Linked DNA regions of Mus musculus: all the other regions are linked to region 3. Evidence: chromatin loops called from intact Hi-C (ENCODE). Cell type or tissue: heart. All regions are shown on one strand. Region 1 overlaps Vezt (vezatin, adherens junctions transmembrane protein). Region 2 holds the start of Vezt (vezatin, adherens junctions transmembrane protein). Region 3 overlaps Fgd6 (FYVE, RhoGEF and PH domain containing 6). Region 4 has its middle 17 kb from the start of Mir331.

Region 1 (8,000 bases), 100 kb before region 3:
TGAGTTCCAGGACAGCCAGAGCTACACAGAGAAACCCTGTCTGGAAAAAAAAAAAACAAAAACAACAACAAAAAAAAACCTGTCAATCAGTGTTAGAGACACAGCTCCAAAACCAGCAACAGAGCTGCCAGCTAAAGTAGGGAAGAGAGACACAAACTCTCCAAATGCACTCTAGTTTACTCAGCAACAGCAAAGGATGGAAATCTTGGGTGCTCATGTGCCATGGTGGACATTCTCAGAGGGTCAGGGCAAGGAAAGAGCTTTTTGTTTTTGTTTTTTTAAAGATTTATTTATTTATTTTATGTATATGAGTACACCACTGCTCTCTTCAGACACACCAGAAGAGGGCATCAGATCCCATCACAGATGGTTGTGAGCCACCATGTGGTTGCTGGGAATTGAACTCAGGACCTCCGGAAGAGCAGTCATTGCTCTTAACTGCTGAGCCATCCCTCCAGCTCAAGGAAATGTTTTTAAGGGCCAAATGAACCACTGGCTCAGGGGCAGGTGGAAGGAGCTAATTTTTTTCATTGGAGCTCTGGCTGTTGCTACTGGAGGGTCTGTATAGAACTGACAGAGCCAGAAAACGTCCTTTTAGGGCATAGCCCTCTTTGGCAGTAACTGTTACTGTCAGGCATGCGCCTGGCAGACAAAGGAGCTCCAGGAAAGGTTTGACTTGGGTTTGCATGAGTCACTCATTTGCTACAGACAACTTTGACACAACAAACTTTGTGACAAAACCTTAAGTATCTGACTTGTCCTATCTCACTGACTGCTCTATGGGGCATTCTCAATGTATCATTATTAATGTTATTCCCTTATCTAGATGATACAACATATCTACTCAGCCAGAAGGATGGGACTGAATAAAGAATTTGACCACAAAGCCAACACTCTGAAATATTACAGTAAATGAGCACTGAGAAACATTTTATTAGCTCTCTAAATCAGTCAGTCTCAACCTTTAGACCGTGACCCCTTTGGGGGTTGAATGACCCTTCTACAGGGGTTACCCAAGACCTTAGGGAGATGCAAATATTTACACTACAATTCAAAACAGAAGCAAAATTACAATTATGAAGTAGCAATGAAAATAATTTTATGTTGGGAGTCACCACAACATGAGGAACTGTATTAAAGGGTTGCAACATTAGAAAGGTTGGGAACCACTGGTCTAAATGAAGACGACACTAAAGAAGCTTTATCCAGAGAAAACAGACAATTACAGAACTGTGTGAGATGTTATGCAAACAGGAGAGATGCCTAACTTAGCGTCAGTTTCCTTTGGATTCTATTCTTGAGTTCTGAATGTGATGGAACCCAGTGTGCAAGACTGGGAACATGAGACAAAGGCTTTTTCATTTCACTTTTAAGAAAAATATCTTAAACAGTATAAAGAAAAGGGTTTCTTATTTCCTTATTCAACTGTTAAATTTCCAACAGTACATATGGTTAATTTTCTTTGATGCAAGGGCTTTCTAATACAGCACTAGCTGGTGGGCCTAGAACTCCCTAGTGCTAGAATATGAGCATGCACCATCACACTCACCTTCAGCTGTCACTGGCTTTGTAGTGTGTGCTTTTTTATGAAGACAGGGTCTCCTGTAGCACAGACTGGCCTGAACTTGCTATAGAGAAAAGAATGACCTTGACCCTCCTGCTGTTTCCGGTAGTTTGTGTGTTGGGAACAGAACCCAGTGACAGGCAAGCACTTTATCAACTAAGCTATAACTCCAACTTCCAAATGGTTCCTTTTAAAATCGCCTATACTGTTTATTGAAAGAGTGCTTTTCAAGTTGAGCTATGAGCCCTACTCTGCTTTGACTTCAGGGTGCCAAAAGAACACTAGCATATTGTTTGGCTTCATCTTTTGAAAAGTTTATATATTAAAAAAACAAAACCCCTAACTTGTTTTTAGAACCTTTTCTTCACAAGAACTCCCAGGGGCAAGAATAATAAATAAGATGGATCAAAGTGCAGTTACTCTAGAGTTGCAGGCCATATGGTCTCTGGTAGAAGAGTCAAGCCCAATGCTTCAGAGTGAAAGCAATCAGAAACAATGGACACAAACCCAGGAGTGTGGTTATGACCCAACAGAACTTTATCCACAGGGAAATCAGGAATTCCTGCCACTTTCATGTTACAGAATAGAATCATTTTGATACTTTCTCTGATAATTTAAAAAAGGAAAACCATTCTTTGTACAGCAGTCCTTACAAAAAACAAGATGGAGAGAATCTGGCCCAATGGCCCTAACTTACTGCCTCCTCTGCCAGTTATAGTCTCTGCTGAGACCAGCTTTTCTTCTGAGAAGAAGCTTAGCGGGTGGGAGAGAGGACACATCTATAGATGAAATTCCTAGAGTTTCCTATTATATACTTCATTTTTGTGGTTTTCTACTTGTGATTGGCAGTGCAAATCATACCACTTCTGCTCACATATGAACCCAGATCCTGCACGAACACCAAGGCTCTACTCTTTATATTTATCACAGCATTCTAGATTGCAGCTTTATTTTTACTTTTATGCTTCAGTAACTTCTGAGCCAAAAGAAAATATAAAATTCAAATAATAACATACAATTGAAAAGACACCGTTTTTGGTGTAACTGAATGTTAGCCAAGATGAACTGGCCCAGATAGACCTTGTAGCATGGTTTGAAAACACAGAAAACATTTTTTAGTGAAATTATTATTTTACATTAATTTTTTAAAAAAAGATGTATTTTTAAATTTATGTGTATGTGTGTGTGTGTGTGCTTGCTTGAGTTCATATGTACTATGTAAGTGCAGAAACCCTCAGACACCAGAAAGGGACCTGGATGTCTGCGAAGTGAAGCTGCAGATGACTAGGAGGTGCCCTTGGGTGCTAGGAACCTAACCCAGGTCCTCTGCAAGAGAAATAAGTACTTTCACCACTGAGCCCTCTTTCCAGTCCTACATTAATTCTTCAAAAATGTTTGGGGCTAACATGCTCTTTCTGTTTCTTTTAAACTGCTAAATAATCTAGATATTAGTTGATAGCTCTCAAGAAAGCACATTCTCATGAGTGGCTCTCAAAATCAAGATCCCCACAACACAAGCACTGTACCCACGAACTCACCGCAGCTGCAGTTACCTATGCACGGTCAAGTCAACAGGATGGGTCACACTGGACAGGCAGCACTAACTGAACCAGTGTGTTACTAACAACAACAAAGAAGACATAAAAGGGTTGGGGGGACCTAGGGGAGAGGAAGGAGTGAGTTGGGGTGTAAATGATACATTGTTTATATGTGAAAATATCAAAGAATAGAAGGTATTTTATTTAAAAAGAGAAAAAAATCAAGATCCAGTGAAGCCAAACACTATGGGGTGAACCTGTATTCCTAGCACTGGGGAGGCAGAGACTGGAGGGACAAGGGTTCAAAGCCAGCGCTCGCAACAAAGCAAGTTTGATGCTATCCTGGGCTACATGAGACCCTGTTTCAAAAAATAAATAAATAAATCAACCCAAGCCCTAAATAAACAATTTACCCCCTCCTCAAATAAAAGAACCTTTATAGTTTAAAAAACTGAAGAAACCAAAGATCATCTTCTGTTATATAGCTGTTTATTGACATTTATCATGTCAGAAATTAGAAGTGAAAAATTAAAATATTTGTTTTACTTAAAAATACCAATAAGCTCATTAGGAGTAATAATGTGAGCAATGAATTTAATAAAAAATTCCAAGTGAAAAAATGAGTACGAGTAGATTGATATATTTGATAGCATCCTTACTGCAACTGGAATAATAGAAGACTTGTGGAATCTTGTTTTTAAAGGGTTTATTTCTTTTTATTGTGTTCTGTCTGCACATGTTTGTGCAACACACGCATCCAGTGCTCATGAAGGCCAGAAGGTGGCGCTGGATCCTGGAGAGTTCCAGACAGTTGTGCTAGGAGTTAAACCTGGCTTTCCTGAAGATGAACCAGTTCTGAAACACCCAGCCATCTCTCCAGCCAATCAGGGCATCTTTTTATCTGTTTTTGCATTCTATTTATTGCAATTTGTTTTGTTGGTAGTTTTTTCCCCTCTTCTGTTTCAAAATCTACTGAATGAAGTATATAAAGAAAAGATTTAAATAGATGTGCTCATTGAAAGGCAAGAAGTATTTTAACAGTCTTTTCTAATCCTTACAGCAAAGGCAAATGGCTATGACAAAATCTGACTAGTGATAGTTTACCCTGGGAAAGGCTAGCCTTAGTGAAACAGAACGTTTCTTAGTGAAGTGGGAAGAAGAGGAAAGCTGACTGATGAGCCGAGGAAGCACAAAAAAGGTGAAAACCGGCAGCATCAAAACTCCATCACTGGGACTGGAGTGCGGCTCGGTGGTTAAGAGCACTGGCTGACCAGGGTTCCATTCCCAGCGCCCACACAGCAGCTTGCAAGTGCCTTTAACTCCAGTTCCAGGGATCTAAACCCCTCTCACAGGTATACATGTAAGCAAAACACCAGTGCACATAAAATAGAAATAAACATGTTTAAAGAAAACTTTGATCATTCAATATAAAATGCAATTTCTTATGACAAAGTAGAGTTCCCGCCCTACTGCAAACACCCTAACCACTATTATTTAGGTTTGGGGGCAGTAGTGCTAAGAACCAATTAAATGTACGAAATATCTATTTTTCATATAATGAGCATTACTACACATTGATGGTAACTTTGCAAATGAAGTGTGCAGGATATACACATGATTTGTTATAGCCTAACTCTTTTCCTCGGTTTAAGCAAGACAGAATTAACAATATTTTGGTTGGTTTTTGAAAAGAAAGCATTAACACTGGACACAAAGTATAACTCTGGAGTCTTGAAGTGAATCACCGCTGCCAAAAGCAATAGGAGAAAGCTCAGACACAGCATGTGGGAGCTCCTCCTCAGGAAATCCTTGTGGTTTACTGTTCCTGTAAATCCTAGCTGACAGAAACACACACCACAGCACCAGAAAGAATTCCGCTAAGGGAGGAAAAGAGCCGAGAGGTTTGGGTTATGCTAGGGTTTTTCTGGTGGTTGAAGCATATTTTTGCAATAAAAATAAAAGCAGACAAGAAAGCTCCAAGTTTTTGTTGAACAAAAAGTTCAAGAAAATAGCTTATTCAGGTCTTATCCTTAGGACACATCATGATGTCCCCTACCCCCTGTGCCCAACATCCAGATATTAGGTTCTATTCAATGTCTCTGTAAAGCCTGAACCATTCATTTAATGCAGTATTGTTTGTTTTTAATAGCCTATGATAACATTATATAAAAGTGTCAATGCTGTTAGTTTAAAACTAAGTTCAGTTCAGAAATGAACAGGCTGGATAAAATACTTTCACTATTAAATTATTTCTTGTAATGTGTTTCAAACACAGCAGAACATGGAGAAGAATTAGTCAAAGATGGCAGAAGGTGGCAACTCTTCTAATAATAAGTGGTATAGGTACCCAGGGGGGAGGAAAAAATTAAAAGACAAACTACAAATGGGCTGGAGGTTGACACAACTGAAGAGCTGTGTTACAGAAGGGCCAGCCACACTTGCTGAAACCACCATGGCCGGAGGAACTGACAATGGTCTTTGCCTCATCACTCTGATGTCTCCGTATCGTCAGCTTTGCAGAACCGCAGACTCCCACCATGCATCTCATGGCATGGCACATCCAAGAGCCTCCCGAGGACAGAAATGGGGAGTAAACCCTATTCCTGGAACCGTCTGTCTCCATGGAGATGGCCGCATACTGCAAGTGTGACCCTATTTCAGTTTTCTGAGGGCTTGGATCACAGGTGTGCACTACCATGGGCAGCAAGGTGAGTTTCTTTTCAGAGTCGTGCCATGCCCTCATTTTAACTTTGAAACTTGAGGTTTGCAAGAATTCTAGCTGAGCTAAAGGATTAGTAGACTATTTCTCCTTGAATTTAATAGAATTTAAGTGAATTTTGGTTATTGGAAGACATCTGTTGGAGTAAGCATCAAGGTAAGAAATGTGTATCTGATGAACGGGGCCATAGATTGAAACTTGGAAAGGCCGGTGTCTAAATAACCCAGCCTCCTTCAGAAATGGTTCCTTCCTGGGTGACTTCCTTTATACTGACATGGAAAACACCACCAGTGTCCACGGACTCAGCTCTCTATAGCCATAGATTTCACTCCTGTGGATTTAAACAACCATGGGGAGGTGATACTTAGAAGATAAACTGGAATCTGCAAAATTGTTACTTTTTTCTTGTCCTCACTCTGTAAACAAGTATACAACACTTACATTATATCATGAGCCTAAGTGCCTAGAGTAGGTATGAAGTCACTGGAGGATGTGTACAGGGGACATGCAAACACCATCTCATCTTGTATAAGAGACTCAAGCATCTGTTGACTTTGCTATCTATGGGAAGGATCAAGGCCTCATGGAACCAACCCTGCATGACTATGCTGATTGGTCAGGGCTTATTAAACATTTTCCACTTGTGTTCCATTTTTTACCTGATCAAGTTTATGCAATATTAGGTAGATACATATAAAAAAAGCAAATAAATATTTTTGATAATATATTGTAAATTTATTTCAAATAAGTTTTTAGCAGACATATAATTTTACCATTTAAAAAACTTTAAGCAAGTTTGTATATTATTGGGATAGAAGTGCTTGCTTATCATACAGAATTAAATCACGATGACTATCTGATACTGCAGGACACATTACAGCATTGTCAACATTTTCCAGAGTTAACTGATATTTTGATTTTACCATCACCAATGCTGAGAATGCTGCTTCACATAAATATGTATGTGTACATATGTAGTACAAAATGGCAGAAGTATGATTTGCTGGCCATGTGTATATATGTGTACATATGTAGTACAAAATGGCAGAAGTATGATTTGCTGGCCATGTGTATATATGTGTATATATGTAGTACAAAATGGCAGAAGTATGATTTGCTGGCCATGTGTATATATGTGTACATATGTAGTACAAAATGGCAGAAGTATGATTTGCTGGCCATGTGTATATATGTGTACATATGTAGTACAAAATGGCAGAAGTAGGATTTGCCACGTCAGGAAAACCCTGTAAATCTGTTCTAATATCAAGCCAAATTGATTTAACTTTTTCTTTTTAAGATTTATTTTATTATTATATGTAAGTACACTGTCGCTGTCTTCAGACACATCAGAAGAGGGCGTCAGATCTCATTAGGGATGGTTGTGAGCCACCATGTTGCTGAGATATGAACTCAGGTTAAGAGCAGTCAGTGCTCTTAACCACTGAGCCATCCCTCCAGCCTGATTTAACTTTTCTTTACCTACCTTTCTTTCTTTCTTTCTTTCTTTCTTTCTTTCTTTCTTTCTTTCTTTCTTTCTTTCTTTCTTTCTTTCTCTCTCTCTCTCTCTCTCTCTCTCTCCCTCCCTCCCTCCCTCCCTCCCTCCCTCCCTCCCTCCCTCCCTCCCTCCCTCCCTCCCTTCCTTCCTTCCTTCCTTCCTTCTTTCCTTCCTCTCTCTCTCTCTCTCTCTCTCTCTCTCTCTCTCTCTCTCTCTCTTTTTCTTTCTTTTTCAGTTTTGAGACGGTTTCTCTGTGTAGCCCTGGCTGTCCTGGAACTCACTCTGTAGACCAGGCTGGCCTCGAACTCAGAAATCCACCTGCTTCTTTCTCTCAAGTGCTGGGATTAAAGGTGTGCGCCACCACTGCCCAGAGATTTAACATTTCTTTAAAAAAAAAAAAGTTTCTCTACTCTCTCCTTCTGTCTGTCTTTCTCTGCCTCTACTAGCGTGTTAACTCTCCTCCCCATGCCCTAAATAAACTCTATTCTATGCTAAAAAAAAAAAAAAAAAAAAGTTAAACTTTAGTCAGGAATTCAAACAGTGTTTTAAATCAAATATTCGGACAATACAATCCAAAAGTACATTGACATTTTCATGAGCAGGAAGGATTATTTATGATTATAAAACATTCAGAACTTTTTCACAATTAAACCATTACATGTATACAGGGTCAGAAATCTT
Region 2 (8,000 bases), 80 kb before region 3:
AGTAGTGGTCCCAGCTTTCAGGAGGCAAGGATACCACTTCTGTGAGTCTGAACTATTCTACATAGTGAGTTCCAGGCCAGCCAGGACTACGTAATGGGGCCTGTCTCAATAAAACAAGGTGGTGCTCCAATTTATAACACAGGCAACACATTTTAGTGGGGGAAATGATGATGCCAGGCCAACCAGATATGCATATTGGGGAAAAAATAGCAGATCAATTGCAAAAGGCCAAAACTTTTAGAGAAAACATCTTTGTGATTTTAGGGTTACACGAGTATTTCCTTGGAGCATTATCCATACATACAAGAAAAAAAGATCAAGTGGATTTGAATGAATTTAGGAGACTGTATTCTTTGCAATGAACTGTTAAGAGTACAGAAGCTGCCACTGAGATGGCTCAGTGGACAAAGGGACTTGCTGCCACGTCATGAATTTGACTTCAGGTCCTACATGGTAGAAGCTGAGAATCAACACTTGCAAATTGGCTTCTGACATACACACACACACATACACACACACACACACACACATGTAATAAAAATTTACTTTTAAAAATGTGCAGAAGCCACATACATATACCCTAAGAGATGTCGGGTAGATATATAATGAAGGAATTGTACCTTTGTACACAGTTTTTTTTAATAGTAAGAGAAAAACCAATATAAAGACTCACAGTGGTCATCTTAAGTTCCATACTGACGATACAGAAATGAAAAACACACAAAAGTAACAATACACATCTATCAGACGGATACAAAAGCTGAAAGAGTGCTGGTGAGGATATGGTATAAGGAGACCTCTTACATGCTGCTGACAGGAGTGTCCATAACTGCTTTAGAGTATCTATGTAAGGCAAATACATCTCTTTTCTATAATTTAGCATTTTCAGTTCTAAGTATATACCCAACAAAAAAAATATGCTTACCAAAACCGCACATTGGCTCAGAGGTTAAGAGCACTGACTGTTCTTCAGAGGTCTTGAGTTCAATTCCCAGCAACCACATGGTGGCTCACAACCACCTGTAATGGGATTTGATGCTCTCTTCTGGTGTGTCTGAAGATAGAGGCAATGTACTCATACATATATTATTAATAATAGTAATAAAGAAAAGTCCTCAGTAATACTATTTACAACAATTTCAAAGCAGAAACTACCTAATGTACATCCCTCAGAAGACCTGATTAAAAAGAGCCATATAGTCACATGGAATACTGTATCAAAAAAATGCATAGGTAATTATATAAATGAATGTCACAAAGCAGCAAGGAAAAAGAAAAAGAAAGTATGTAAGTGATGCCTGACAGTGTACAGACAGTAAGAGCAGATGAAACTAATCTGGGTTAGTCATTACAGTTCTGAGTAGTACTTATCCTTAGGGTGGGAACCAGAAACTGACAAACAGCAGGAAGGAGGCAGTGGTGTTAGTGATGTTCCACTTATTATTCGCACACCCATCGTTGTGTACGCTCTTGGTATGTGTATATGCCTTATGTATACTCTCGTGTGACAATAATCAAAAAGTTAAGCAGAGAGCTGGAACAGTAAGTCTACACATATGATAATGGCAAAGCAGTAGATGAATAATTCATGCAGAGGCTAACGAGATGTTAAGAGCATTGATTGCTCTTCCAGAGGACGGGGGCTGGGGGGTTCAGTCACCAGCACCCACATGTAGGCTCACAACTGTTTATAACTCTAGTTACAGGGGATCTCACACACTCTTCTAGTCTCCAAGAGCACCAAGCACACATGTGGTGCATAGACATCCATGCAGGCAAACTATCCATGCACATAAAATAATAAAACATAAAAGCAATGCACTGACCAACAGAAAAGAAAACAGAAGGAGAATTCATGTAAATCAATTTTTAAGAAGCTAGGCTGAGAGTACTTATTAAGCATGGGGAAGCCATGAGTTCAACCCCTAGCACCAAATTTTTAAATGCTTAATAAATCTATAAATGTAAATCTAAGAAACATAATGTTTATATTATTGTGGGACATGATGGGATACACCTATAATACCAGGAGGCTAAGATGGGAGAGTTCAAAGTTCAAGACCAGCTTGGATTCCATACTAAGACCCTTTCTATCTCCGAAAAGAAAAGGGAGTGGATGAGTGGGAACAAGATTAATGACAAAGTTAAATTTACATAAAAATAGATTCAAAACTCTGTGGTACATCTTTCACACTAGAAAACCAAACCAAACCAAAACAAAACCCCATGCAAACATAGTCACACATTTGAAACTTCCAAGATCTTTTTTTTTTTTGCTTTTATCTTTTGTAACAAAATGTTTTCTAAGATAGGGTCTCTCCTATCTCACCCTAGTCTCTAACTCACTAAGTAGCTGATACTTTGAAGTTCTTATGATGCTCTTAAAAGCACCTTTTGAGTGCTGGAATCCCAGGCACGTGTATACCACCCTATCAGGTTTGTGTGGCGCTGCCAATTGAACCAAGAGACTTGTGCATTCAAGCCAAGCGCTCTACCCATTGAACTACATCCCCAGACCAATAAAACTCTGCAAACCAAAAACACACTTATTATGTCCAGAAACCAAAGAAAGCAGGGTAAAAAAATAAAAATTTCAGCCACCTACTTTTTTCTCCTCTTTATCTCCCACATTCAATCTGTAGCCATTCCCTCAATTTCATATTAGAGATGAATATCCAAGTCAGTATTAATTTTTCTGACTTCCAAAATGTATGCCTTTGTCCTCTCTACTCAAGTCCTCATATCTAGACCCTTCATAATAGCAAAGCAGTCATATTTCCCTCCTCGATACTGTAGCTATATTAAGTCACTTTGCAACCCTCCATACTCCAGCCCCTAAAGCTGCACGTTCAGTATTGTCACCCCACCCCGATCTTTGGCATACATAAAACCCTTTTCCTGGAGTACATTTTCTCCCATCAATCTTCCTAATTTCATTCAGAGCTGAAGATTTACCTAGGGTATCACTTGCTGTGTGTAGCTTTTTAAAGTGCTATGAGTGGACAATGGGTTCCAAATTATGCTTCCACGGGCAGTTTTTAGATATCTCAATACTTCACATTCTGTACCGTACCTCACCCTCCCATTATACACCACGGGGGATTTCTTCTCTTTCTCTTGTATGAATTCCCTGAAATCTAGTTGGCTGAGGGAAAGTATGGCATACATATTCAATACATACACATACACGTTCCAGGGTGTGGGTATTGACCTGTCTGATGGGGTAAAAATGGCACTAAAGCCATTAACTAGGCTTTATTTTTTAAATTCAAGATGGCAGAGACATCTTAAAATAGTCCAACACAAAAGCATTCACATCCAGACCAGAGCTTCCATTCAGAACTGGCTACACTTAGCGCAACAGCAAGGACAAAAGAATGGAACCTAGGTGCTGAGACGCCAGAGCTCACACCATTGGCCACAGGTCTCACTTAACAGACCTTAAACCCCACATAGAAAGGCACCTGCTGCCTGCCTGCATTCCAGAGGCCACACCTTGATGATGATGATTATGATGATGATGATGACCGGAGGCACTTATGGATTAACAGGCCCGCAAAAATCAAAGATAAAAAGGGAAGGAGGTTAAGTAGTAGACAGAATATCCAGCACGTTTCGGCCCCGCCCCAACGAGGCGCAGTCCAGGGCGGTGCAGCCATAGGGTAAGAACCGATCAAGGCTCCCGCCCAGGGCCGGTCAATTGCGCCGGGTCTGGGAATTCTGGGCGAGCTCGGGGCAGAGGCCAACCACGCCAGGATCCCCTGAGCTATACCTGTCAGGCGGCTGCAGCAAGTAGGCCCCGAAACAGCGGAGGATTGGGGACCCAGGCCCGCAGGCGCCCGTCACCCTATCCCTCCCCTCTGAATCGCTTTGCCTTCTCGCTCTTCCTTTAGTCCTTCGGAAACAAAGACGGTCCACACTCCCCGCCATTTTCTCCTCACCTCAAAAACCACCTCTTCGTCAAACTCCGGTGTCATCCTTCTCCGCCATACCACCCGCCTCAGCACGATGGGAAATGAAGGCAGGAGGGCGGGCAGCACCCAGGCTTCGGCTCCTGCCCACCTCGGGGGCACTGAAAACTACAACTCCCGGCATGCATCGCGACCCACGCCCCTTTCCGACCTGCTTATTGGAGAAGAGGGTGAGCGTGTAGGCTGGAGGGGCGGGAGCGGGCGGGCGTTCCAGAGCTCCTATTGGAGAGAGCTATGGCTTTTGTCTGCCTTTTACATCCCCTGACTACTAGGGGGCGCCTGGAGCGCGGATTTTTCTCTCAAGTTGAGGTGGGGCGCGCGTCCGCGAAGCCGCTGCGATCTCCTCTCGTGCGCGCGCCTGGCGATCGTCCCGGAGCGCGGCGGAGCGGCGCTCGTGCACGTCCCCCTGTCGCTGGCCGCTAGCGCCCGGGTCCGCCGGAGGGTCGCGGGAGCCGGCGTCCGTCCTTTGTGAGGCGCTCAGGCGGTGCGGGACGGAATGTGGGCGCTGCGGGGACTTTTGTCTTCTGCTCAAACTCTGGGGAGTGTGGACTGAACGGGAGCCATGGACTGAGGGCGTGAGCCGCGCGGGGCAGTCATGACTTCTGCCGCGGGTAAGTGGCTGCGCTCGCGCCGGGCTGGGGAGTAGTCGCGGCGGGCGCCGGCGGGCTCCGGCTCCCGCTGCGTTCCCCGCGGGTGGGCGGTGCGGGACTGGCGCCGGTCGCCCGCGCCCGCTGTGGGGTCCCCGGGATGCGTCCCCCACCCCTGAGCCCAGGTGATGGGACGGCGTCGCGGAGCTTGCTCGGGTTCCGTGACTTAGGCGCTGTCGCTGCCTGTGCGCGGTGTGGGAAGCGTGGAGTCCGGTGTGGAGGAGTCAGTTATTCTAAGCTAGGACAGTTTTCCAGCGAGTTGAAGAAACTCCGCCACTAGCCCGCGTTGCTTGAAAACCTAGTATTTATTGACTGAAACTCTTCGCGCTTGTAAGGAGGGTTGGATAGAGCTGTTTGCACCCTGGTGTTTTGAGCCCTATTACCTGAGTGAGTATGGACTATTAGTTGGTAAAATAAAACAAAACCGAGTTGCCCCCTCCCCTGCACCTACCCCTCCCTGTTTTTTGCTCATCTTCACCTTTTCCTTCCTTCCTTCCTTCCTTCCTTCCTTCCTTCCTTCCTTCCTTCCTTCCTTCCTTCCTTCCTTCCTTTCTTCCTCCCCCCCCCACCCCCCTCGTACCTGGACTGTGTAAACAAAGCCCTATTTTCAGTCTGCCTCCTTTCCACTCACCCAAATGACAAAGCCTCTCCTTACCTTTGTGTGAATTTAAGCACTTTGGCTCATTGTGTTGTGACCTTTTTAAGGAACAGTTTCTAATCTTCCAAATTTGTGTCCAAGGGACAGTCTCTTTATAAGAACACAGCACATTTTCAAAGCCAGAATTTAATAAGGTATGGGATATATTAAAGGCATCTTTATCCACATCAGAAGAAACTTTGATGAGAGATTTTGTAGTAAAAGAGCGTAAGTTTCACTTCAGTTAGGTCTAGAATTAGCACTTAAGTATCAGATTAAATTTTCTTTGCTTTTTTTGGCGTTTGTTTAACATTCCTGCAACTTGAAAACTGTCAGGAGAGCACACACACTAAATGTTCTGATTTGTACTTCTAAAGCCTTGAAGGAGTCACACTGCTAGGCAAAATCCGGATTACTTCAAACAGGCAAGAAATTAGTAACAATAAGAAAGTGAGACCTTTATTCTCTTTGAAGTGATGTGCATTCATCACGTGATCATCATGCACTGAGTTATTTACAAACGTTTCTCTCAGTTTTGGGATGTGTTCCATTTAAACAACGGATCGTTTTCAGCCCAAGTTTCTGTACCCTCGCCATCGTTCAGCTTTTTAAAATGACTGAATTAATATAATTAATTTAAAATAAAAACTTAAAACTTAATAATTAAAATTTCTAGAATTCAGTCAGGAAGTTTACGATTGTTTTCTTCAAATTAATCCAGAACAAGGCTAGCTATTTTTATACTTATCAACTTTACAATTAAGGAAATCCACAGCATTTTTGTGGTATTTAAAAGAGAGACACTTCCTGTGTCTAGCTGAGTGAGTTGATTTTTTTTTTTTTTTAAGAATGGCTTGCTGAGAATCATTACTTTTTTGCTCACCGATTTGATGAGATTTATTGTAAGTTTTTGTTACATCTAGGGGGATACGGAAGAGGACTGAGGTTTCTCTTTCCTGCCCATTATATGAAGTTATACATACATTTCCTTGCTAGTCGTGTGTGTGTGTGTGGGGGGGGGTTTCATAATAATGAAATTTATTAAAGCTTTGGGGAAAATTACTAATGAAGCAGAGCGTTAGTTTTAGCCTGATCTAGTGTAGTTGGGAAGGGTGGCCTAATTTATTATTAGGGGGCTGTTGTACCACCTTTAAGTGACAGGTGTCCCGAGGAAGAGTTTGCTTTGGTTTTGCTTGTTTTTATACAGCGGTTGAAGTGTGAGCTCATAGAGGAGATTTTTTGAAGTATTCTGAGTAGTACATGGAATAAAAGAGAGTTAATTAAAAGTAGCTTTCCATCATAGTGTGCATAAACATCTCACTATTCTCATTCATGCCTGTACGGTTTTGTTTGGGGCCTCGTGGAATAGCCCAGAGAGAGAGTGTGCTCGTGAGCCACGGCCACCTGTGTGTAACAGATGACAAATCTGTTTATAGCAGTAAGACAGCAGTGGTCCTTTCTACCTTCGCTTTCCCCTGCAGCCAGACAGCTGTGTAAATAGAAGATTTGCCGAATTGCTCTAAGGAAGCATTTGGGTCTGGATGTTAATATTAATATCAAGATCCAGAGGTGCAGCATTCATTTCCAAACAGTGTGTACTGACTATAGGTTTTGAGCATTGGAGTGAATCATAACATAATGTCTTATTGGTGTTGTTTTGAGCCATTCTTCTTTCAAAGCATTACAAATAATAAGGGCCAGTGAGATGGCTCAGTGGTTAGGCTCTTCCTGTCACAGCCTGCTGACCTGAGTTTGGGCACTGGGGACCCACGTGATGAAAAGAGAGAACCAAGTCTTACATGTTTTCATCTAACACATGTATGCAGTGGAATACACACACACACATACACACACACACACACACACACCACATAATATATAATTTTAAAAAATAGTAATGAAGCTGACATAGTGTTGTGCCTCTGTAATCCCAGGACCAGAGAGGGTGAGCCAGGAAGACTGCAGTTCAGGGATATCCAGGGCTACATTGCAAAGCCTGTCTCCGAAAACTAAAAATAAAGAACTAACAGTAAGGAAAGGTTTCATATATTGCTGTACCAGTGACTTGGCACTCACTTGTTCCTATTAGTCATTAAGGAATTACACAATGATCCTATTGAAGTTCACCCTGCTTGCTTTTGAAAACATCATCTTTTAAAGGGATTTATTTGTAAAATATGTATGTATATATATTTGTGTGTAGTAGGTAGAGGTTTGTGCGTGTGAGCACAGGCACCAGCAGAGTTCAGAGCAGGTTGTTGGATTCCCTAGAACTGGAGTTCCAGTCGGTTGTAACCCTTCCCAACTCTCCAACCCCCACTCTCTACCCTAGCCACATAGGTGCTAGGAACTGAACTCCGCTCTTCTATAGGAACAGTATGTATTGCACTTTTTTTTTAAAGATTTATTTATTTTATGTATGTGAGTACACTGTAGCTGTTCAGATGGTTGTGAGCCTCCATGTGGTTGTGGAATTGAATTCAGGACCTCTGCTTGCTCTAGTCGGCTCCGCTCGCTCCGGCCCAAAGATTTCTTTATTATTATAAATAAGTACACTGTTGCTGTCTTCAAACACACCAGAAGAGGGTGTCAGATCTCATTTCGGGTGGTTGTGAGCCACCATGTGGTTGCTGGGATTTGAACTCAGGACCTTCAGAAGAGCAGTCAGTGCTCTTAACTGCTGAGCCATCTCGCCAGCCCATGTCTTGGGCTCTTGACAACTGAGTCATCTCTTTAGCCTTCAGA
Region 3 (8,000 bases):
AGGATGACCTTGAACATTGCATCCTCCCAGCCAAGTGTGCTTCTTCAGTACTGAATTAAATAGTATCTGATGGGAGATGGAGTAATTTAGAGCCAGTGCCAGTAAGAGTATGCAGTATTCTGTGTTGTCTGCCTCAACCATAAGCCGTCATAAAATATCTGGGATTTCCATGGTGATAAAGTCACAAAGGTTGTTAATACTTCTGGGATTTACTACCACGATTCCTGGTAGATAGAAACTCTTATTTCATTTCAAGGTTTATGAACATGGAGCTGGGTGAGATAGTTCACGCCTTTAATCCCAGCACCTGGGAGGCAGAAGCAGGTGGATCTTTGAGTTTGAGGCTAGCCTGGTCTGCTTTGCTAGTTCCAGGACAGCCAGAGGCACAGAGTGAGACCCTGTTTTATAGAAACAAAACAATAAAGGTTAGTGAAAATCTAGTCTGCCGGTTTGTTTGCTCAGTTTTGTCCATTCAAGGTTGCAGAAAACCCAAGTTCTACCAGTGGAGATCGCTACAAAGTTATTCTTCTATCCTTAGTGCAAGTTTGACCCAGATTCCCTGGAAGGAGCCAAATGCCTCTGTTTCTGGGACTTGTTTTGGCAGAGATTTAGTGAGCAGAATATGTCACTAGAGTCTCTCTCACAGTCTTTGTCAGAAGTGGGGGCTCACAGGAAGTGTTCCAATTGGAGAAACCATGGAAATTCAGCTACACTTGAGCTCATTCTGACACTTAGATTTGCTTTATTCTTCACTTGGCTGCTGCATAGTGAAGTACACTCATCTCCCTAAGTCTAACTTTGTTCTGTTGGTAGGATGGTAGGGACACACGTGGACAAGAGCTCCTTTACACTGCAGAGTGGCTTAAATGTGCCAGAGGCCCTTTCTGTGCCCTTGAGATTCCCAATCGATCAACAGACAGCCTTGATTGCTCCCTCAGTAAGAAAGGGAGTCTTCAAAACTCAGAGTCATCTCTCGAAGGCTCCCTTTGCATGTGACTCTTCTCCAGGGTACTCTAGGCATGCCTCACCAGTGTAAGAAGGCTGCGGGGCTGGGTCTACCCATCCTAAGACGTGCCATTAGATCTCACCACAGCATGAATGTGGGTTCAGGTTGGGCCATGAGTCCTTTGAAGCTGCCTTCTCAGGACAAAGTCGTCCAACTCTTGGCTAGATAAGAAAGGTTTTTTTGGTTTTTTTTCCTTGACTCTGCCCTGTATTAAGGTACTCAGTTGAGGTCCAGGTTGAGCCTGTATCTCAATAAGAAACACCATCACCCACAAAAGAGCCCTTTTTAACTCGTGAATGGTGTTTCTTGCATTCTAAGCCATGAGTCTCAAGAGAAATAAAATAAAATAAAATAGAATAAAGGCTCCCTTTCTAGTTTACAAATGCCACATTTATAACGGCAGGCCTAGGCCACATATTTAAAGACTAGAAGTGGCATTTGAAAAATGGGTGATTTAGAGTTAGGGGTCATGGTACCTTTTAATCAGTAACGGTGTCACCAGTGTCCACTATCTGAGCCCAGTGTGTCCAGGTTCTTGGCATCTTGCCTTACACGAGGATTGAAATAAGCATCCACAGATTTCAGAGTAGCAAGGAAACTTGGCTCAGTAGCCCAGTAGCAGAAGAGAGTACTCATGGGCCCTGGGCTGTTGGCTAGGAATTCCTGAGTACTAAGGGACATAGTTTGGGTGGTCCCCTATTTTAACAAACAGATTCCAGTTAAATAACCACATTTCTACTTTGCACGGGCCTTCCCATGATGCAGCTGATTTTATCATACATACTCCCAGTTATGGTATTAGGGGATTCTCCCTAAATGTCCACCCAAAGGACACACTTTCCCTAGTACATATTCACAGAATTAGTCCAGGCTGAAGATGGCTCCGATCTGTATGCTCAGTATAACTGGGAATGCATTTGAATAGAAACCGTCTACGTTTGATGGTTATGGGGGCAGAGCTGGTTCTGCTCTTCCGTGTGGAGTGGACTGGACGTGTAGCGGACAGCAGACTAGAAGTCCTAAGTTGCTAGAAGCATCTTTAGAGAAGTGTGTGCATTTTCTCCTAATACCAGCACCTGGGAGGTGGGAGAGGGAAGGTCACGAGTTCAAGGTCAACCAAGTCTATGGCCAGCCTTTTGAGATTGCTTTTCAAAATCTTAATTTTTCATAGTGATTTTCCCCCAAAAGCAATTTGAAATATGAAAAAAAGGACAGATTATCAAGACAGTGATCTGCATTAGAATTAAAACGATTACACCTTTTATCCAAATCTGTTAACTTTCAGGAGTGAGATAAGATGCTGCTCATAGCATCTACTGTGCCTGGACAATAGATTTAAGACTACTGTCAGGCAATAGATTGCCAAGACACACCAGGCATTTATAAAGCCAGAAGGAAACAATCCAAAATTGTGCTCATGCCGAAAGTGATAGCTATAATCCCAGCACTCAGGAAGCTGAGGCAGGAAGATTGAAAGCTCAGGGCCAGCCTGTGCTCCATAGCAAGACACTGTCTTTTTTAGAAAGAAAGAGAGAGAGGGGGAGAGAGAGAGAGACTATCCATCTGCGTAGCACACACCTATATTTGTGGAAGCTTTATTGATCAGGAGTTCAAGGACAAGTTGGGCTGCATGAAAACCTATTTAAAAAATATTGTATATGTTATTTTAGAGAGATGGTCAAGGTTTAAATTTTCTTCATTATTCAACTCACCAAATTTCTTATAATGCATTTTATTAAAGTAGGTTTCACACTATTTTATATAGTGTATTGTTTATTTGTTTTTCAGTCTAATTTGGTTGGTCCCTACCCTAGACAGGGTGTTGTTATTGTCCCTCAATTTTGTAATCCTCCTGTCTCAGTCTCCTAAGTAGCTGGATTGCTGTCATATACTATAGTACTAGCCACCCCCATTCTTGTTCATATCCAGAAGTGCTATAGGGACTTAGTAGTCAAATGCTTGCTTAACACATGTGAAGCCTAGGTTTGATCTCCAACACCATAAATATGAATGGGTCAAAAAAGATAAATAAAAGTGAACTGGAAAAAAAAAGCTACAAGGTTGTTCCTTGGCTGGACATTACTAGAGCAGGGAAGTAAGAATTTCTTTAACAGAAAAAAAAATGTATGCAATATATTCTGATGACTCTTTCCCCTCCTTGATCTCAGCCCAGATCTTCCCCATCCACCCAACTTCATGCCTTCTTTTCTCTCTTCAAAAAAACAAGCTAGAGTAAAACAAAACAAACAGAAAAGAAAAAAAAGAAAAGAAAGAAAAAGCACGAAACACACACAAACACACATACCATAAAACTCAAAGTCAGAAACTGTAGTATGTAAGCAAAAGACCTATCAGGTTAAAACAAAAAAATGCCCAGAGAAAGAAAATTGTCTCCAAAAATACCATTGAGTTTATTTTGTTTTTGGCATGGGGCAGCCCCTTAAGTGAAGTCTGTGTGCCTTCCTTTGTGAGCCGTTATCAGTTGGAGATAATAACCTGGGCTTCTGGGCTAGGGGTAGGAGCTTGTAACCACCACCACCACCACCACCACCCCCAGCACCCAGGACCCTGTCTGTGTCAGCCCTGTGCAAGGGCCCTGTGTGTGCTGCCACAGCCTCTGAGGTCCTATGTGCATCAGTCCTGTTGGGTCTAGAGGTCTTCTTTCTTGGTGCCTTCCATCTGCACTGGCTCTTATAGAGTTCCCTGAGCCCTGAAGGGAGGGATTTGATGGAGACCTCCTACTTGAGGATTGAGTATTCTAAGGTCTCCCCACCTCCCTTTTCCCCTTCCTCTTCCCCTTCCCCTCCCTCTCCTCCCTCTGCATATCATCCACTAGTGGCTCTCTTTATTAGCTTGCATCCCCTGCAGGAGAGAGCTTCTCTGATGATGGCTGAGCAGGGCACTTGTCTAGCCATGAGCAGAATGCTGTCAGGAGTCATTTGATTGCTCCGCTCCTTTAGCAGAACAGTTGCCAAATGGCTTTCCAAAGCCAGTAAACATCTCAGCCTCTGATTCCTTAGAAAGAACGGCAGGAGTCTCTCCCAAACTGCTGACGTGTGGACCTCTGTTTCGTATTTCAGACGACATGATCTTTGGAGGGCCAGGGTAATTTCAAGTTGCTGGTTTCTAACTTGGAGACTTTGTAAAGCCAGGCTCATTGCATGAATAGATGTCCTCTCTCATGATCCTGCAGTTCTTTCATGTGTCACAAAACTCATCGCAGATTATAGAGGAAAGAAGAAATCTGAACTAACACAGCGAGCCTTGTCCTTCAGTTTGAAACATTTGACTCTGGAACAACCCTCCTCCAGAGTTCATTTCCTGTGCTCTGCCACCAACCACTTTCAGCACAGTCCGGGACTCTGGCCCTTTGGAGGCAGTAAGTTCTAGAGTACTGCCAATGACTGACACTTACTGAGGGTTAACCTCTGAGTAGTTTCTATTTTTAGTTGGTTGATGATAATTAAGAGTGGGTGAGGCTTACTAGAAGCTCTGGTGTAGAAAATGTAGACCTTCAAGAAGATGGAGTGTTTTAGGACCCCCACCCCACCCCCACCCCCAAATCCTTGGGCCTTGTGTGAGTAGAAAGGTAGCTCTCCTATCCCTCGGGGTTGCCTGTGGTGTGTTTCAATGGTTTCACGCTCCTGATAAGGGACAGGGTGCTCAAGAGTTAATTAATCAATGGCACCACCTGGTGGCCTAAAGGTGCATTTCGTGATGTCTATATACCAGTAATTCTCATTTCTGTCTCCCCAAACACCTCTCTCTGACTGACCCCCCTCCCTCCCTCCCCCCTCCCTCCCTGCTTTTAATATGAGGTCTCCAACTTATGATCTTCATCTTCCAAGTGCTGAGGTCACAGGCAGGCACCACCACTCCTGGTTTTCTTCTTTCCTAGTTTTGATTTAAAAGAGCACCAATAGTCTCATGGGGGTTTGCAACAGTTTCTTTTTTTCCTTTTTCTTTTTTTTTAAAAACAACTCTTTATACTTAATTAGTTTAGGCCGGGGCAGGAAACTCATGATGGTACAGGCCTAACCTGGCAGCTGGATCATCTCCTGCCCCGTGATTCCTGTGAAGGTTTCCACAGGGCCAGGCCCTAATTAGGAGATGGTAACTAATGGCCATGAGGATGCAGGTTGTCTGTCTGGTCTCCCTTCCTGGTTTCACCCTGGCTGTAGCCAGTCACGGGCAGCTGGAGGTTTCAGTGCTGCCTGACTCACTCTCTCTCAGTAGTCATCCTCCGCTGGCTGCTGCCGAGGCCCCGACTGATTCATAACTGTTGAAGGGACCGTAGACGGATTGGCAGGTTAGTTACAAAGTCGAATTGTAGACACCGATGTCACTTTTTTTTTTTTAATTGGCAGAAGGCCAGCTTAGCAGCATTCCTTCCTTGATGACTAGCTTGTTGAAGCGGGGCTGGAGGGATGGCTCAGCTGTCAAGAGCACTGGCTGCTCTTCCAGAGGACGGGTGTTCAATCCCCAACACTCACACGGCAGCTCACAACTGTCTGTTGTGTCTCCAGGGGATCCCAGGCCCTCACAGAGACACTCATACAGGCAAAACACCAATGCACGTGAAATAAAAATAAATCATTAAAAAATAGCTTGTGGTAGCAGCACCTTTAGTATATGTTCTGTGTAGTGACTGTACTCAACTGTTTGTAAAACTTCACGCTGGTAGGCCAGCAGCCTAGTTTGAACACTAACTAGTCCGAACCAAACAGCCAACCAGAGGAAGGCAACCTAAATGCTTACCAGGCTCTGGCGAATGAAGCTGAGTTCAGGTTCTCCTAATACACGCCTTCCAGGAAGCTTTCCTTGGGTAAACGAGCAATTCCTTCTCTAGGAATATATTTCTATGTAGATGAGCAAGAACTGAAGAGGAACTTGCCATGAGCCTGGCATTTAGGTCAATCAGCTTTCCTATCAAGACTCTTCAGCTAACTACAAGCTTAAGGGAAGTCACTTGGATGTTAGGAATATCTATTAAAAAGGAAACTTGGGGTGGCAGGATGCCTCAGAGGGAAAGGTACTTACTGCCAGTCCTTATGACCTGAGTTCAGTTCCAAAACTTCATACTAGAAAGAGAGATTGGCCCTTATAATTTGTCTTCTGACCTGCATATGTTCATCGTGGCATGCATGTGCCTCACACAGATACAACTAACTAACTGGTTGTTGTTGTTTTTAAAGGATGAATTCCTGGCCACCCTAACATTTGTTTTGTTTGCTTTTGAGACAATGTCTCACTGTTCTGGAGGTTAGCCTTGAATTCACCCGCCTCCCAAGTGCTGGAGTTACAGGCATGAAGCATTGTATAGGGTCTTGACCCTAGCATTTTTAGTCATAGGCTTGCTAAGCTCTGATTCATCAAACATGGCTTATGTATGGAATGTATTCTGAGTAGAGTCAATGTGAAAATAACTTGTCTTGTCTTACTGAGACAGAGCCTCTCCTTCTGTTGCTTAGGCTGGCCTGAAACGCAACCATGTAATCGAGGGTAGCCTTAGACCCCAGACAGCCCTTTTTCTTCAGGCTCCTAAGAGCTAGAGTGGCAGGCATGAGCCACTGTGCCTGGCTTAACAAGCATTTTTTTTTTTTTAAATCTGAGAGAAGGTCAAGCTTAGTGTGTAAGCAGAATATTTCAATAATCTTCGTGATTTCTTTTATATATCATCAGCCGCATGCCTTCCTCCCTGTGCGTTTTGGATGCCTTCAGATCTAAATTTCTAGTGACTTCCCCTGGCAAGACGGAAGCTTTGCCATGCCTCAGGGGAGCTTACTGTGGTCACATGTAACACTAAGGAAGGATTTCCACCATGGATAGTTATAATATGCATATCCGGACTCCACGGGCTCTTGGGTCATTATCGCAGAGACGGGGAGGTTCAGCAGTTGGAGTGCATCTGTTGTCAATACATTTGGAAAACCCGTGCTAGCATCCAGGCTTCCATATCTGCCTGTGAGCATGACCTGTGAATCTACTGGCAGAAAGCGTATCTGTTCCTGATACTGTTAAACAAGAGACTAGGTCCTACACACGCAGTTTTTAAACGTGCTGTTCTCTTCCCGTTTTCTACACCTCTACTGGTGTTAGGGTTCATTGGCGTCAGCCTTTATTTAGAGGACTTGCTGTGTGGTAGTGGGTGATGGGATATGGATCTCCAAAACGAGAGCAGCGTGAAGTGAGTAACTGATATGTCATGTCCTGTTCAAAGGAGACAGGGCGTCTGAGAAGAGCCTGGGAAGCTGTTCAGTTGAAGGACAGTGATAGAACATGCCCAAGACCCTGCTTTACACACACACACACACACACACACACACACACACACACACACACACACACAAAGTACACAACAGACCATGCGGTGGGGGATGGTGAGATAGGAAGAAAGAAACTAGATAGATAACAAGGGCAGTGTCCTCGATTTCCAGTGATTCATTAACTAGAGCTTTTCCCCATATTATAGCACACTGTGTCGTTTCTGTTGTTTGCGTACCATGTTCATCAAGCCTAGGGTTTCACGACCAAAGCCATATTGACATTTGGGTTATCGGCTGTGAGGCTGTATCAGGATTGTTCACCTAGATCCCTAACTTCCAACCATCAGATTACCCGTAGCACCCTTCCCCCTTAGCCGAGATAGTGGAAAATGTCTCCTGACACTCTCAGATGTCCCCCGAGGGCAGAGGTAGCTGCCTTTGGAAAGCACTGGTTTAGAACACATGGGGAGTTACTTTGGTTATTGAGTATCGGTAGATTATTAGATTGAAAAATCTGTCTCTTGGGCCTTTGGTGTATTAATGCCTTGAGATTTCATAGTAGGTATTGAGAGTAAGGTGGTTCCTGTATGGTGGACCAAACATACTAAGGAAACGTTAGGCAACCTGGATTGCATTTTTGGTGTGCCTTAGGTGAGATGGGTTAGTCCTGAGATGACACACCGTCTTCTTTTTTTTTTTTTAAAGATTTATTTATTTTTTATTATATG
Region 4 (8,000 bases), 170 kb before region 3:
TCTTCCAATATTCTCTAGTGCTGTGCCTATGGCAGGCACCACTAATACATTTTTCTTTTCAACTGAGTCCGATGTGGATCCTGAAAGCCTCTTCTGCTCTGAGCGGCTCTACCAGTTGAACTCAGTAGCTGTGTGCAAAGCCTTAGGATTTTCTCAATGTCTTTATCACTCTGACTTCCTCCCCGGCAAACATTCAATCGCTTCTGCTCATATGGGGGCCTTTGTTGTCTCCCACGTCATCTCTATCTGGTTTTATTGCTTCTGGTCTTGGTCCCTCCAATATTTCCTACTTATTTATTTTTTTTATATCTTTCTTTTTTTTTAATTAGGTATTTTCCTCGTTTACATTTTCAATGCTATCCCAAAGGTCCCCCATACCCACCCCCCCAATCCCCTACCCACCCACTCCCCCTTTTTGGCCCTGGCGTTCCCCTGTACTGGGGCATATAAAGTTTGCAAGTCCAATGGGCCTCTCTTTGCAGTGATGGCCGACTAGGCCATCTTTTGATACATATGCAGCTAGAGACAAGAGCTCCGGGGTACTGGTTAGTTCATATTGTTGTTCCACCTATAGGGTTGCAGTTCCCTTTAGCTCCTTGGGTAATTTCTCTAGCTCCTCCATTGGGGGCCGTGTGACCCATCCAATAGCTGACTGTGATCATCCACTTCTGTGTTTGCTAGGCCCCGGCATAGTCTCACAAGAGAGAGCTATATCTGGGTCCTTTCAGCAAAATCTTGCTAGTGTATGCAATGGTGTTAGCATTTGGAAGTTGATTATGGGATGGATCCCTGGATATGGCAATCACTAGATGGTCCATCCTTTCGTCACAGCTTCAAATTTTGTCTCTGTAACTCCTTCCATGGGTGTTTTGTTCCCATTACAGGGTGTTCTTGTAGGGATAATCTCTTATGCATTTGTAAAAACACCATTTGTCAATAAAAAAATTGCTAGCCAATTAGTTTTGAGGCAGGATTAGAACGTGGGACATCTGGCGGGGGCGGGGGGGGGAGAGACTAATTCTGGGAAATAGTCATGTGGGAGGATTTGCCACTCGGGCTCGGAGGAAGTCGGTCTTATGAACTGAGGAGAGGTAACCAGCCATTTGGCAGACATAGAATAATAGGATGATTGAGTTGCGAGCTAGTCGGGGAACAAGCCTAGCTTAAGGCCTAGGTCTTTATTAATAAATAATAAGCCTGCAAGTTCTTTTTTTTTCCCATTTTTTATCAGGTATTTAGCTCATTTACACTTCCAATGCTATACCAAAAGTCCCCCATATCCACCCACCCCCACTCCCCTGCCCACCCACTCCCCCCCCCTTGGCCCTGGTGTTCCCCTGCACTGGGGCACACAAAGCCCGCAAGTCCAATGGGCCTCCCCTTCCAGTGATGGCCGACCAGGCCATCCTTTGATATATATGCAGCCAGAGTCAAGAGCTCCGGGGCACTGGCTAGTTCATAATGTTGCTCCACCCATAGGGTAAGCCTGCAAGTTCTTATTCAGGAACTGGGACATGGGTGGAAAAGACCACAGTTACGTGTTCTTTAAACACACGGACATGACCGTGCCGTTCTCCTACTTAGCCTCTACAGCAGTGGTTCTTAACCCTTTTAATGCTGCAACCCTTTAATACAGTTCCTCATGGTGTGGTGCTCCACCCCCCATAAGAATCATTTCATTACTACTTCATAACTGTAATTGTCTTACTGTTATGAATTGTAATGTTAGTATCTCATATGCAGTTCCTGAAGGGGTTGTGACACACAGACTGAGAACTGCTGCTCTAAGACCTTCCCTTTGGATCCAGTGGAAGTTCCCACTGCTTGGCTCCCACGCTAACCCCAGAACTATGCTGAGGGGTGAATCAGAGCTTGAAAGGCTTGCCCTTCATCAGACTAAGCCTGCAAACGCCAAAGGCCTGGAGTCTGGCAAAGCACCAGCTGCTCCTGGTGAGTTGTCTTTAGGGCGCTGCCCTCGGGGAGCCCTAAATAGCTTCCTGGGAGTGTGTCATCGTTTGTTTATGGGTCTGGTGGCCCTGTCTGAAACCTAGTAGGGAAAAATACCATGTCTTTGAATGAATGAGAAGCTAGAAAGCTTGACTTCCCACAAGGATTTCCTGGTCGCTCCCCCCCCCCCCCCTTCACACACCAGAACGATTTGCATCTGCCTGGGCTTCTCCTTCCCTTTGCCTACTCATACAGAGCAAAACTCAAGACTGCACAGCCCACCTTAGGAGTCGGCACGGACATTACTGGAGTGACGCAGGTCAGGTCTCACTTTTAAGAAGTGCATGCACATAAGCTAGCGAGGAAATAGCCATTTCCAACCAAGTAGAACCACTCCGTAAGTAAAATAGCCTCATCCAAGTTTCTAGAGAGGGCAAAGCTAACATACAGTGACAGATAGGCCAAACTGTGGGACTAATAGATGCCCACGATGGGTCAGGAGCTGAAGCAAGCGCGGTTTCCTTGCTGGACATTTCTAGTCATTTTATGAGTTCCGTATCCCTTAAAAGAAACAAACAAACAAAATAGGATATTTGTTTCATTTCTTACATTACACAAGTAAAGTAATATATAGTATTCCCTTAGGTAAAACTATGAAAATGTGTATTAATCAGTCAATCCCCTTTTTGTAAGTAAGAGAAGCAGAGTAATTTGCCTGAGGCCACACAGGCAAGTAGTGGAACCCAGGTTTGAACTCCGGCTGCTTTCAAAGTTCACAGTTTACTTCACTAGGCTATTTTACTTGAGGAGTGATTCACTAATGATCACCCAGCTCCTGTCAGCCTATTAGACCCTGGGAATCTTGGCAGAGGAGATGGTTGAGAGGAAACACACATCCTGGTTAAGTTGTACTCACCTGACATCTAGATCCAAGGCTTCTCAGCTGAATGAAGTTAGTTTAGTTCCTGACAGGGGGAAAGTGGACAACTCACCCACTCCTGACCCTCTGAAACAACCAGGTTCCTATTTAAACCCTGGCTGTCAAGCCGAGAGAAGGTTTACACTTCAGCCTGCTGAACTGTCTCTCTGTCCACTGGGTGACAGTGTTGATCCATTGGAAATAAACGTGTCTTGTCCTTGAGCCAGAAAACTCCAGGCCCCTAAAAAGGGAAGACTGCAGGCAGATGGTGTTTGGAGGGTCAGCTGGATAGGCACAGCTTCATGTCGGCTCTTAGAATGAGGCCGAATGGATTTATGTTGTAACTTTCAGTGGAAAATGTGTGTGTGTGTGTGTGTGTGTGGGAGGAATCATCTGTTATCCCATTAAGATTCAATTTCTTTGAAGATAGATAAGATCGTCACAGTAAATGAACCTACACTTTTCTAATAGTTTAATGAAGGCAGGAAGTTTGCAGAGCTCACTGTGGACACTGAGCTGACAGTCCACGTCAGCTGCCCGTCTTGGTGAGGGAGGATTTATTCTCCAGGCACGTATGCATCTGCTACAATACCATTTGTCACCCCAGGGCTCCCAGGAGGAACATGACTGTCACTAGGGAATGTTATTGCCAAACCTCCAGGTCACAGGTTTACACTGGTCTGTTTGTTCTATTGATCCCTGTCTTCAAGCGGGAAAGACAGAAGTGAGGCAAATAGAAACTTCTGACTCAGTGTGACTTGTGGAAACTACTGGGCTACCAGGAAGTGGCCCCACAAGCCACACGAACACTGATCTCAGTCAGACAGGGATGGTTTATTGAACACCCATGTAAAGGCTGATTGACCAGAGCAACAGTTCAGGCTCGAGAGCTAAAAGCTGTGTGCTGGACATTTCTCAAGCTCAGCTTATAAAAGGCTAAAACCACAAAACCCACAATGAGCTTATACACAGGTGCTGGTAGTACCGCGTAGTGGTTAGCCCTGACTCAAGCCGTTTTAGACATAACAGTTCATATTGACCTTTAATTTGATGGGCCCTATGAGAGGCTTATAGTTGTGGAATTATTAAAGACTAACAAGCCCTATAACATACAGAACATAACAGGGTATGTGGTCAGCATGATCCTGCTCTGAGTCAAATTATTTTTCTGTGTCAATGACTGGCAGGCATGTTACAGCAACAATATCAAATAGCTGGCGGGCAGGCATGTCCCAGAGGCCTGGGATGGGGGAGGCTCCCAGGACTCAATGTGGATGACCTTAGCCAAAATGCCCAACAGTGGGGATGTGGAACCTGAAGAGACCACCTCCAAGAGTTAGATAGGGCCCCCAGTGGAGGGATAGGGATACCAATCCACCTTCAAATATTTCCACCCCAAACTGTTCCTGTCTGAAAGAAATGCAGGGACAAACTGGAGCACAGACTGAATGAATGGCCGAGCAGTGACTGGCCCAACTTGGGATCCATCCCATGGGTGAGCACCAAACCCTGACACTATTACATGCTGTGTTGTGCTTGCAGACAGGAGCCTAGCATGGCTGTCCTCTGAGAGGCTCTACCAGCATCTGACTGCGACAGATGCAGATACTCACAGCTAAGCATTGGACTGAGGTCAGGGACCCTATGGAAGAGTTAGGGGAAGGATTGAAGGAGCTGAAGGGAATGGCAACCCCATAGGAAGACCAACAGTGTCAACTAACCTGGACCCCTCAGAGCACCTAGAGACTAAGCCACCAACTAAAGAGCAAATGGGCTGGCCTGAGGTCCCTGGCACATATGTAGCAGAGGGGCTGCCTTGTCTGGCTTCAGTGGGAGAGGATGTGCCTAATCTTGTAGAGACTTGATGCCCTAGTGATGGGGGATGCCGGCATGGGGACTCCCTCTCAGAGGTGAAGGGGAGGAGGGAAGGGGAGAAGAACTCTTCGAGGAGGGGCTGGGAGGAGGGCACCATTTGAGATGTAAATAATAACATAATTAATAATAAAAATAACTTACCTCATAATACATAATAAAAATTATAAATAAGATGCTTTACAAAAAAAAAAAGAGAGAGAAAGTAAGTCTGTGGGGTGGTGTCCCTTATGTCCAGAAAAAGTGTCTGTAATTGTGGCAGTAGCTTGGTTCTGTAAGTAGTTACAGAGCTTGTCAACACTGCTTTAACCGCCTGAGAGCCTTAGTTCTGGCTCTGGTCATATGAAGGTAGAGACTGTTATTTTTGTTATATTCGCTCCAGTACCTTCAGGATCAATATTGGCACACAGTTTATTTGTGATAAAGTGAACTTAATATTTAGAATTTAAAGTCAAACCCGACAGCTCTGTGCTCTTTCCTAAAGCCACTGCACATCTTTTGTTTTGTTTGTTTTCTTTTGCTTTCTTGAGATGGGACTCTCAGTCTGCCTCCTTAGCCTCCACTGTTCGGGAATTACAGGTCTGTGCCACCACTGTTTAATTTCCTAATAGAGAGTCCACTCTTGATTCTTTAGAGGTTATGGTTTACTTACGGGCTAAGGAATCTGTTGGACACGTTTCAGGAACTTCTCTCATCAATCAGAAGGAGTAAGCCACGTTGTTCTAAGGGAAATGCTTGTGGAGGATTGTAAACACAGGCTCGAATGCTACCAACACAGCACTGCAAGCATCATCTACCTGACCAGCTGTCACACCTTCTCTACTTCCCAGCATGCATGCTTAGCAATCATGTTTTTTATTTAGAAGCCGAATGCATATGCTTTAGAGAGAAAGAGAGCCACATCTCTTGTTGGACAGTAAGCATCTTTAAAGAGCATTTCCCTGGGCTGAAGAGATGGCTCAGCGGTTAAGAGCACTGACTGCTCTTCTGAAGGTCCTGAGTTCAAATCCCAACAACCACATGGTGGCTCACAACCATCTGTAATGAGATCTGACGCCCTCTTCTGGTGCATCAGAAGTCAGCTACAGTGTACTTATGTATAATAATAAATGAAACTTTGGGCTGGAGCGAGCAGGGACTGAGTGAGCAGAGTTGACCAGAGGGAGCAGAGGTCCTAATGTTCAATCCCTAACAACCACATGAAGGCCTACAACCATCTGTACAGCTACAGTGCACTCACATACATAAAATAAATAAATAAATCTTTAAAAAAAAGAGTAGTTCCCTTCCTCATATTCTATTGCATTCTCCTGTAGAGTTGGACTTTGCTCAAGTCTAGTCCAAATGATTAACAGTATACAGCAGATTCTAATTCATAAAGCATTTGGCATGTCTCATTTTGTATGTGTCTCACATTACAACAGTTCCATGAAGTCAGCAAACCAATGGTCAGCCATCTCTTCCTGACTGGAGAAGTTCAGCCTGAGTCGCTTGGCCAAGATGTTACAGCAAGCTAGTACTGGCCTGCAGTTGATTGGCAGTGTCCTCTCTCTACCTACTCTACTGCAGGCCACGATGCAAGAGACAGGATGTAAAATGGTACAGATGATGTGGAAGGTATCTGATGGTAACTCAGAAAATCAAGCACACTCCGGGGTGAAGGTGCTTTCTACAGTCAGGGTCACCAGGGAGACGGAGGCAATGGTGGGGAAGAAGGAGCTTTGCTTGAGCCCAGGAGTTTGAGGCAATCTGGGCAACACAGTGAGACTGGTGTCTCTTTAAAAAAACAGAATTATCAAGATCTAGAATGGCCATGTTCATGGAGATAGAAAATAGAATGTGGGGGATACTAGAGGAATGGGGAGGTTGTGTTTAATGGGAACAGAGTTTCAACTAGGAAGATGAAAAAGAGTTCTAGAGATGGGAGGTGGTGGTGGTTGCATAACAATGGGGATTTACTTAGACCATTGACCTGTACTTCAAATGGCTACAGCAGGGTAACAGGATCCTAGACCTTAGCACAACTGGCATCATGTTGGAGACGCATTCTGACCTTAGAACCCAGCATGAAAACCCCAACACTTTACATAGATCCAATCCATCAAAGACCTAGTCCATAGTTCCAGGACCTAGGGAAGTCCCTAAACGTACTAACCTTGTTGTTTGGCTTCTATAGTTTTGTTTCTCCCTAACTGTTCTTGCTAACTGAAGTGTGTCTGTCTACCAGGGTTGTGTGGATAAAAGAGAAAAAGCAGTATAGCTCAGGGCTTGCATTATTTGGGTAAGTTCCCCATGCAATCACAGGCTGGTAATACAATCCTTCTATTTGGCATTAAGAGTGTTCATGTGTTCTCTGTTGGAATTACCTTGCAACTTTAGTAGACCTTATGTTTTATACACACACACACATACACACCCGACACACTTTAATAAAGGTGTCGGGAAGAGTCTCTATAGGGAAAGGAGCAATCCTTGGTTCTAGTGTTGAACTACCTCTATCTGACCTGTTAGGCATCAGTGGGCCATGAACTTTTCCATCTCCCAGTTTCTTTATCTGTAAATTGAGCTGGGTTGCACTATCTCAAGGATCCTCTAGTTCCAACAGTCAAATCTGGAAAATGCATGTTCTTGTTAGGGTCTATAAGTTGATGGAGAATGATACCGCAGACTCAAATAGCATGCAAAAGCAAAGGACATTGATTCCTGCATGCAGGGGTTCAATTCCATCAGAATGGAAGGACCCTGACTGAATTTACAGAGTCAGTTTTAAAGTCAAAAAGAGGAACATTGGGGAAGGTTAGGCAATCTAGATCTTGATTGGTGGGTTCTATCTCTGGGGGTCAGGTGATGCTATGATTCAGACTAAGTATTCTTGCTTCAGGAGTCCTCTTGGCCACAAGTCTGGCTAACTGTCCTTTTACAAGCTGGGGTGGGGTTCCTTTTACATAAGCCTGTGATTGTTCCGGTAACTGACTTGCCCAGTTCCAGGAAGTAGAAACTCAGGCCCGGTCTCCTGAACTGCTAGTCTGGAGCCTGTCATGGAGTCAGCCTGGCTCAGGCCAATTCACTCCTTTCATTTTGAGGGCAGAGATGTAGCCCCATTAGGGCTTGTTGAATTCCTGTCTGATGGTTGACCATGTTTACAGAAGATAGACCTTTCAGGCAAACAGGGGAAGGGGGAGGGGGATGACCATTACCATCTTTTAAAATGTCATAGAGGACATGATGATTCAGGCCTATAATCCCAGCACCTGCGAAACTG

Evidence for each region. A loop is a pair of places that touch in the nucleus more often than their neighbours do. Peaks named below come from ENCODE experiments on the same cell type or tissue, not always from the same donor. Only the 100,000 strongest peaks of a DNase experiment are listed, where the experiment ranks them.
Region 1: it touches region 3 in a loop (6-fold over the local background); 20 of 42 quality-filtered maps call a loop at or near these places.
Region 2: a loop joins it to region 3, with 8 times the contacts of the local background. A loop is called at or near these places in 29 of 42 quality-filtered maps.
Region 4: it touches region 3 in a loop (11-fold over the local background); 12 of 42 quality-filtered maps call a loop at or near these places.

Annotation. Positions count from the first base shown.
Region 1 is chr10:94,009,501-94,017,500 of GRCm38, forward strand. All of the region lies in intron 1 of Vezt (vezatin, adherens junctions transmembrane protein), which reads right to left. Among named protein-coding and RNA genes, the nearest start is that of Vezt, 22 kb to the right of the region's middle. In heart, a CTCF peak has its summit at 3,875 (motif pointing right); a DNase peak (open chromatin) is centred at 3,901.
Region 2 is chr10:94,031,729-94,039,728 of GRCm38, forward strand. It overlaps Vezt (vezatin, adherens junctions transmembrane protein), which reads right to left and starts at 4,071. Exons shown (of 12, transcript NM_172538.5): 1 at 3,942-4,071. The coding sequence starts at 3,977. It overlaps Fgd6 (FYVE, RhoGEF and PH domain containing 6), which reads left to right and starts at 4,273. Exons shown (of 21, transcript NM_053072.3): 1 at 4,273-4,582. The coding sequence starts at 4,567. In heart, a CTCF peak has its summit at 4,247; a DNase peak (open chromatin) is centred at 4,233; H3K4me3 peaks cover 3,201 bases; H3K27ac peaks cover 2,134 bases.
Region 3 is chr10:94,111,769-94,119,768 of GRCm38, forward strand. All of the region lies in intron 8 of Fgd6 (FYVE, RhoGEF and PH domain containing 6), which reads left to right. Among named protein-coding and RNA genes, the nearest start is that of Nr2c1, 32 kb to the right of the region's middle. In heart, a CTCF peak has its summit at 4,694 (motif pointing left); a DNase peak (open chromatin) is centred at 4,713; H3K4me3 peaks cover 349 bases; H3K27ac peaks cover 1,841 bases.
Region 4 is chr10:93,942,518-93,950,517 of GRCm38, forward strand. No RefSeq gene overlaps it. Among named protein-coding and RNA genes, the nearest start is that of Mir331, 17 kb to the right of the region's middle. In heart, a CTCF peak has its summit at 3,044; no DNase peak of the experiment used is centred here.